Regions from separate parts of the Homo sapiens genome. Here region 2 is linked to region 1. The links are chromatin loops, found by intact Hi-C in ENCODE. Cell type or tissue: breast epithelium. All regions are shown on one strand. Each heading gives the region's core, and the rest is flanking DNA. Links, peaks and the distances in the headings are about the cores only.

Evidence for each region. A loop is a pair of places that touch in the nucleus more often than their neighbours do. Peaks named below come from ENCODE experiments on the same cell type or tissue, not always from the same donor. Only the 100,000 strongest peaks of a DNase experiment are listed, where the experiment ranks them.
Region 2: it touches region 1 in a loop (15-fold over the local background); 5 of 110 quality-filtered maps call a loop at or near these places.

Annotation. Positions count from the first base shown.
Region 1 is chr7:101,665,203-101,669,584 of GRCh38, forward strand. No RefSeq gene overlaps it. Among named protein-coding and RNA genes, the nearest start is that of MYL10, 38 kb to the left of the region's middle. In breast epithelium, for the core only: no CTCF peak of the experiment used is centred there; no DNase peak of the experiment used is centred there; H3K27me3 peaks cover 62 bases.
Region 2 is chr7:101,596,615-101,600,996 of GRCh38, forward strand. No RefSeq gene overlaps it. Among named protein-coding and RNA genes, the nearest start is that of LINC01007, 30 kb to the left of the region's middle. RefSeq lists enhancers at 1,638-2,566, 2,567-3,494. In breast epithelium, for the core only: no CTCF peak of the experiment used is centred there; DNase peaks (open chromatin) are centred at 1,927 and 2,241.

The DNA of each region.
Region 1 (4,382 bases), core at 198-4,197:
CATTGTTCAGCTAAAGAAGAAAAAGATCAGAGAGGGAGGTGAATTTCCCAAGGCCACACAGCAGAGCCAGGAGGCCTAGAGTGCAGACCCTCTGCTCTTCTGACCATACCCTCTGCCCGTTGACCTTCAGGCCCTTTCTCACCTTCCTGCTCTCAGCGTTGATACTTTTCTTCCTCCTCTGCTAGCCTCACTCACACTTAGCCCGGCCCCTGTCTCTTCCTCTGCCATTCCCATTCTAGCTGAGGATGTGAATGCTGTAGATGCCCACAGGGGAGGCAGGGGGCCAACAATGAGAAAGGACAGAGGACTGTGACTATTGGTCACAGATTTCAAAGGCTGGAGGACCACAGTGGAGCCAGGAGGGGGACGCGCTGAGGTTAGCCCTGTCTTTTTTTTTTTTTTTTTTTTTTTTTTTTGAGATGGAGTTTTGCTCTTGTTGCCCAGGCTGGAGCGCAGTGGCACGATCTCGGCTCACCACAACCTCCGCCTCCTGGGTTCATGCACTTCTCTTGCCTCAGCCTCCTGAGTAGCTGGGATTACAGGCATGCACCACCACGCCCAGCTAATTTTGCATTTTTAGTAGAGACGGGGTTTCTCCATGTTGGTCAGGCTGGTCTCGAACTCCCAACCTCAGGTGATCCACCCGCCTTGGCTTCCCAAAGTGCTGGGATTACAGGCGTGCGCCACCGCGCCCAGCATGCTCCATCTTAATCACTCTGTGCTGTTGACCCAAAGGCCCCGTAAGGTCTGAAGGATCAACCCCCATCCCCTGCCCACTGGGAAGGTGACCAGGTATTGCTCTCTGTGGAAGACAGCACCTCACTCAAGGCCAGGCCCCTCTTGGGCAACTGTGCAGATGGGGGCAGAGCTTGGCTGGCCTGGCTCCAGCTTTGGAGGGTCTGAGGGTGGACCGAGCTCTTGTCACAACTGCCCTGCTCCTCCCTCTGTGGCCCCTGCTGCCATCCTCCTCCCGGCAGGTGTTGACCCCAAGGCCATATGACCATAAAACCTCCATCCAGAGTCTGCATCCCGGGGGACCTGGCCTTCTAGAGCCATTTTTCTTTTTGGGATTTCTAGGGCCTGCTTCCTCTCTTCTCCCTTCCCACAGGGACCCCAGACCCTGTGCACCATGACCTATTACCCACGCCTGTCCCATGCTCCTGGCTGGTCTGTCCTTTCAGAACTGGAGAACGGAGACGTATCCTCTCCACTCTCAAGAACCTCAGCTCGACCGGGTGCTGCAGATCCTGCCTGTAACCCCAGCACTTTGGGAGGCTGAAGCAGGAGGATTGCTTGAGCCTGGGAGTTGGAGGCCAGCCTGGGCAATGTAGCGAGACCCTGTTTCTACAAAAAGTTTAAAAAGTAGCTGGGCGCATGGTGCATGTCTGTAGTCCCAGCTACTCAGGAGGATGAGCAGGGAGGATCATTGAGCCCAGGAGTACGAGGCTGTAGTAAGCCATGATTGCACCACAGCACTCTAGTCTGGGCAACAGAGTAAGACCCTGTCCCCCCACCAAAAAAAAAAAACCTCAGCTCCCCCTAACAGAAAGTCTCCAGGGGCCGAGGACCCCTTCAGAGCCCTTGATGTTTCTGAGGTCAGCTGTGTCATCCCAAATTTCCAGGAACTGGAAAATCTGTCACCTGTCCCAGTTGCATAGCTGGGAGGTGTTGGAGATGGAGTTCTGAACACATCTGGTTCTCATCTAATCCTCAGCTCACAGCTGCCTCAGTCAGCCTCCAACAAGATTCCTCTGTCACTGGTGGCTCTGCGAGAAAACCAATCCCTGAACTGACCAGCTCTTCTGACTGCTCAGAAGTAGGATCATGTTTTTGTTTTTGTTTTGAGATGGAGTTTCACTCTTGTCATCCAGTCTGAAGTGCATTGGCACGCTCTTGGCCCACTGCAACGTCCACCTTCCACATTCAAGCAATTCTCCTGCCTCAGCCTCCTGAGTAGCTGGGATTACAGGCACGTGCCAGCATGTCCAGCTAATTTTTGTATTTTTAGTAGAGACGGGGTTTCACCATGTTGGCCAGGCTGGTCTCGAACTCCTGACCTCAGGTGATCCGCCTGCCTTGGTCTCCCATAGTGCTGGGATTACAGGCATGAGCCACCGTGCCAGGCCAGAAGTAGGATCGTGTTTACAGAGCACTGCTTGCATTCACTCATTCATTCATTCATTCAATAAACATGATGTCTTGAGCATCCCTTGTGCCAGGCAATGTGTTTGTTGCTGGGGACACCTTAGGGAACAAGATGGACAAAGCCCTGATCCTCTTGGAGCTTCTATTCTAGGGAGAAAGATACACAATCAACAAGATAAGTAAAATAACATACAATAGGTTAGATAGCGCTAAGTGCTAAGGAGGAAAATAACAGGGAATATGGACAGGAAATGCCTGCGGTGGGTTAGAGGGTGAAAGTTGAGTCAGGGTGGCCAGGGAAGGCCTCAATGGGAAGGTGGCTTTTGACAAAAGGGTGCAGGAAGACCAGGTGCAGTAGCTCACGGCTGTAATCCCAAAACTCTGGGAGGCTGAGGCAGAAGTTTGAGACCAGCCTGGGCAATGTAGCAGGACCCTGTCTCTACAAAAAAACTTTTTTAATTAGCTGGGCCTAGTGGCACGTGCCTGTAGTACCAACTACTCAAGAGGCTGAGGTGGGCGGATCACTTGAGCCTGGGAGGTCGAGGCTGCAGTGAGCTATGATGGTGCCACTGCACTCCAGCCTGGGTGACAGAGTGAGACCCTATCACAAATGATTGAGAGAGAGAGAGAGAGTGAAAGGGTGAAAGAGTGAAAGGGTGCAGGGCCCAGCTGGGAACAATAGGTCACACGGAGCCCTTTCTCTGGACTCTTGGTGGGGAAGTTCCTCCAAGGAAGAAGTTCCTCCAAACAGAGGCTAAGCAGAGAGGAACGGCTGCTGCCCCAGCTTCTCAGTCTGGTTGTCCTGACAGGGGCAGCAGGAAGGGTGCACGGACACCCACCTGAGTGAGGAGCTTGCTAGGCAGGGGGCCCCCTTGTCCCAGTGCTTCCACCAGTGCACCCAACCTGAGCCCCACCCAGGTCCTGCTCACCTGCTGAATGGCCTTCCAACACTGAAGACCTCAGTCAGCTGCTTCCTAGCAAGGAAACACCTGCAGCCTCCTTGCAACAAGTACTATATATTGGAAGGGCACCCTGAGATTCCAGGTGAAGGAAATCGGTCACCCAGAGGTGTTGTGTGTTCCCTGCAGGAGATAATGCAGCTTCAAACCAGGTCCCCCAGCCTCCGTGAGGAAAGTGCCCTGCACTGTCATCCTGACCACAGTTCCTGGAAACCCACGAGGAAATTGGCACATTCTGCAGATCTGATCTGCTGGCTTCATCTCTGTGAGGCACCTCATCAGTGACAACACCCAGATCCAGGCTAGAACCCTGTAACATTCCACTAGTGAATCTGTGCTGGCTGCCCCTTCGTGTTTGCTAACAAGCTTTCTGAGGTATCAGGGAGGGACACCAAGCTCTCCCCGCTGTGTGACCTGAGTGTCGTGTCTCTCTTTAGCTCCCATGTGTGGAGGGAAGAAAGGGAAAGGTGCCAGCTGATATCAAAATGGACAGAGTAAAACCATGACAAATACAAGACAAACTACCCAAAGTCCTTTGGAACCATTCTGGCCTTGGGAGGTGTCTGAATCCACAAGAAAGACTCAGTGAGAGTTAAAAAGAAGCATTCTGCTCAAGACTGGAGAGCAGCTGGGATGAGGCTAAGTAGTAATGGACAACAGCTACAAATTCATGAGAATGGGAACTGCCATGGATTGGACAGCAGGGCCCTCGTGTGTGTGTGTGTGTGTGTGTGTGTGTGTGTATGTGTGTGTGTGTTTAAGAGATGGAGTCTCATTCTGTCACCCAGGCTGGAGTGCAATGATGTGATCACAGCTCACTGCAGCCTCAATCTCCTGGGTTTAAGTGATCCTTCCACCTCAGCCTCCTGAGTGCCTGGGACTATAGGCATGCACCACCATGCCCGGCTTATTTTTAAAACTTTTTTGTAGAGATGGGGTCTCAAATTCCTAGCCTCAAGCAATCCTCCTGCCTCAGCTTCCCAAACTGCTGAGATCACAGGTGTAAGCCACCATGCCCAGACCACACACACTTTTTATTCATGAGAAAAGTGAGGCTCAGATAAATTAAGTATCTTCTTCAAGTGGTGTGGTAGGGATTTGAACCTGCATCTCTTCAAATTTCAAGAGGCATCTTTTCTCCTTTGAGACAGCCAAACCCCTCAGGATGTGCGTGTTTTCCATAGGTGGAGGGAGCACCTTGAGTGCCAGCAGGAGGCAGTGTGGAGCAGAGGAAAGGCCAAGGCTTTGGACTCAGACCCACCTAGGATTGCATCTCAA
Region 2 (4,382 bases), core at 274-4,273, 69 kb before region 1:
GGTAAGCAAGGCTTTTACACTATAACATGGCTGGAAAAAATCAAAAGAAGAATATTATTTTGTGAGCTATGTGAGAAATTTATACAAAATTCGAATTTTAGTATCCACAAATAAAGTTTGATTGGAATACAGGCATGCTCATTCATTTATAGCTTGTCCACAGCTGCTTTGTCATGAGAGCAGTAGAGTTCCATGGTGGTATCAGAGGCCATATGGACCACAGCACCTAAAATATTTACTGTCTGGCCCTTTCCAGGAAAAGTTCACCAACTCCCTTCTCTAGACCATTAAATATGTATCATCATTTTGAACTTAAAATCCTGCATATAAGAACTTGTATGTGTCTGAAACTTATTGACTGAGTCCTGTAAGGAAAAAGCAAAAAAGCAACAGTGGGCATTTTTGCTTATTTATTTTTAATGTTTATAGAGACACGATCTCAGTCTATCACCTGGCTGGAGTGCAATTGTGCAATCATAACTCACTGCAGCCTCCATGTCCCAAGCTCAAGTGATTCTACCACCTCAGCCTCCTGAGTAGCTGGGACTACAGGTGCATGCCACCATGCCCAGCTACATTTTTTATGTTTTATTTTGTAGACACAGGGTCTTGCTATGTTGTCCAGGCTGGTCTCAAACTCCTGGGCTCAAGCAATCCTCCCACCTTGGCCCCCCAGAGTTCTGGGATTACAGGTGTGAGCCACGGTGCCAGGTCTATTTATTTGTTTGTAAGTTTGAAAGCTTTCAGAAGTATAAGAATGGCCCAAGCTGGGTGTGGTGGCTCACACCTGTAATCCTAGCACTTTGGGAGGCGGAGCTGGGTGAATCACTTGAGGTTGGGAGTTCGAGACCAGCCTTACCAACATGGAGAAACCCCGTCTCTACTAAAAATACAAAATTAGCTGGGTGCGGTGGCACTTATGTGTAATCCCAGCTACTCGGGAGGCTGAGGCAGGAGAATCGCTTGAACCTGGAAGGCAGAGGTTGCAGTGAACCAAGATCATGCCATTGCATTCCAGCCTGGGCAACAAGAGCAGAACTCCGTCTCAAAAAAAAAAAAAAAAAAAAGAATAGCCCAACAGTGTGCAAACATAGGAGGAATGCCTAGAAAGCATTCAAAGAGAGATCAAAAGGAAACTCTGATTATGGGGGTGAACAGGGGACTTTGAAGAAAGAAACCAGAAATGGAAGGGGTCCTAGTGGGAAAAGGACATTCCCTAAGGCCAGGACAGTATCCATGCCCCCAGCCCCTTCTATCCTCCCCACCCCCACTGTCCTGCCCTGGCCAGAGCTCCAGGCCACACTGTTCCCACTGTAGGGCCTACACTAGCTGTCTCCATCTTTGTCCCCTGCCCATCTTCCTCCACTAGGGCTCAGCTTGACAACCCTTCCTCATGCAGCCTACCACCTCTAAGCCTGCATTCCCTCCCTTCTCTATGCTCTGAAGTTCTGTATACAGGACTTGCCTCTAAGATCCCACTGGCCAGGTCGTAACGTTGAGACCCAACCACTCATTCTGCTCCCTGGGCTGGGTGCACCTCGTGGGTAGTCATTGGCCTTATTTATCTCTGGGCCCCCCGGGAAGGCATGAGAGCCAAGCTGCTGAATACAGGGGCCCTGCAGCTTGTACTGAGCATTTGAGTACCAGACACTTCTAGGATTTCACGATGGAAGACCCTATGATACGGCATCTCCTTCCCATGCCCCACTATCAGGGACAAGGGGTGCAGAGACAACGGGGCCTCCCAGCTGGAGGGACTGTTCAGGGCCAGCTCTGAGCTGCCTCCCACCCTCGCCTAGCCTCTGGCAGGGCCTCTGGCCAGGCAGGAACGGCCAACAGAGTCACCTCCTGCTGACAAGCCTGGCGCTGACAGCCAGGATCTGGGAGAACAAGAAGTCCATTCAAGGCGCAGGGCCGGGCGGGCCCACTTTCAGGTGTATGATCTCACCTCTCGGAAACTGGCAAGCCGCCGGAGGGCCTCGTCAAGGCTTTGATGACCCTGTGCTGAGGACGCAAATCCTAGGCCTGGCCGACACCCTGCTCCAAGGACCAATGACTGAGGCCAGAGAGGGTCCCAGATGGAGCCTGGGTAGGGGTGAAACTGCACAGGCGGACGGGCAGAGCGTCCACCCTGGAGAAGAGACCCAGGCCCAACCAGGCCCCAGAGCCTGCACGAGCACCTGGAGTGGCAGGGACAGCCCAGCCCCCTCCTGCCCCACTTCCTGGGAAGCAGCAGCTTGTGTGTTCTGGTCGGTCGGCTTTGGCAAAGCTGACTGGTGACGTCAGGCAGGCACCCCCTCTCATCCAGATCCTGGGCCCCCCACACACTGGGCCCAGCTGGGGGATGGAGCTAAAGGAACTTTGCTCCCAGCTCATCTTGTTTCTGGGCTTTGTTGCCCAGTGGCCACTGGCACCCTGGTGGAAGGGACCAGCCAGGGGGAGTAGTAGGCCCCATCTCAGCTGGAATCTCCCAGGGTAACTGGGCCTGCAGCTTGCTGGAGTCCGTACTTTTCTGTGAGCTCACAGGGCAGATCCCAGAAGCCAAAACTGACCCAGAGGGAATGGAACTCAGATGGTCAAGAAACCACTGCCCTCTGCCCTCTTGGCATGTGACCTTAGTTCCACCCATAGAGACCAGATGGCAGTCTCTGGCTTTTCCAAGGACCCGCGGGGCAGGAATGCAAGACAGAGCACACACTGGCCTCTCACTGTGACCAGCAGTGGCCTCTGTCGTCACCTCTGTGGACGGCAACACGGGCCTTCCATCCATTCCCCAAAAGGAAGGCAAAGCCACAGCACCCATGCAGGGGCCGAAGCCTCACGGGAGGTTCCCCATGCCTTCGAAATGACTACTCTGCTCTGGCCGGAGGACCCGGGTCCTGCCACCTGACCTGAGAGCCTCTCTCAGCTCAGGTCCTGCCTCCTGATCACTCGCTGAGCTTGGCCTCCCAACAACTGTGATGACAACAGGCTGTCTACTGCCTCTCGGAGCTCCTCCTGCCCTGGCGGGCCTGGCTCATTGGTGCCCTGGATGGCTCCCCATCTCCCAGCAACCGGGACTTCTCCCTCCTCCAGGCCCCCGGGACTCTGCCTAGCCCATGCCCTGGGATGTTTATGGATGTGTCCACTGCCCAGCTTCTCAAGAACAGAGGCTGGGTGTGAGCCCACACCGATTCCTAGTGCTTAGCATAAGCCTGGTCCAAGGAGGCACCCACTGGTGGTTTGCAAAGTGAAGTCTCTGGTAATTGAAAGGGCAGTGTGACCACATCCTTGGAGTGGAAAGATGACAGGCTTCGAGAGCAGACAGCCGTGGGCAGTTGTGGCCCTTGGACAAGTATCTTAGCTTATCTGAGCCTCAGTTTCCTCATCTGCAGAATGGGAATATTAGCACCTATTCCCCTACAAAATAGCACAGCAACACAAGGCTAAAGAGAGGTGTTTGTTGTTTTTGTTTTTGTTTTGAGATGAAGCCTCACTCTGTTGCCCAGGCTGGAGTGCAGTGGTGCAATCTCAGCTCACTGCAACCTCTGCCTCCCAGGTTCAAGTGATTCTCCTGCCTCAGCCTCACGAGTAGCTAGGACTACAGGTGTCTGCCACCGTGCCTTGCTAATTTTTGTATTTTTAGTAGAGATGGGGTTTCACTGTGTTGGCCAGGCTGGTCTTGAACTCCTGACCTCAAGTGATCCGCCCACCTCAGCTTCCCAAAGTGCTGGGATTACAGCGTGAGCCACCATGCCCGGCCCTAAGGCTGGAGAGAGATTTTAGAGAGACCAACCGCGTGAAGCCCCGTCTACCAGATCCAGCACAGGCGCTCAAAAAAATCAGTCCCTGCTCCAGCTCTGGGCTTCTCTGTCACTGGCCTTCTGTGCCCAGTCCCCCGGAAACTGATCTGAGCTGGGGTGTGAGCCTTCACAGCAGCGTGTAGGGAAAGTGCTGGGCCAGGGTCCTCCGCCCTGACTTTTGGGCTCATCCTGCCACTTCCTGCCTATGTGTGCAAACGAGAGCTGCCTTTTCTCTCTGAATCCCAGCTTTCTCAACTGTAAAATGGGTACTCCAGCCTGCCTGGCCCACCTCACAGTGGAGGTCCAGGTGCTGTGTAGACTGTTGAGGGCCATGTGTCAGGTGGCCCAGGCCACCCAGGGACTGGGCAACCTCACTGGCAGGTGGGCATAGGGACGGCTCTTGTCCAGGAGGGCCTGCCTGGATGGTGAGCCAGTGAGAGTCCTCAGTCCCCAGCCAGGACTGCTCTGGGCCCAGCCTGGCCGGAGATCCCATCCCAAAGGCAATGACCATGCTTCAGCCTCTCGAGTAGCTGGGATTACAGGCACACAATCATACCCAGCTAATTTTTTTAGTAGAGACGGGGTTTCACCATGTTGGCC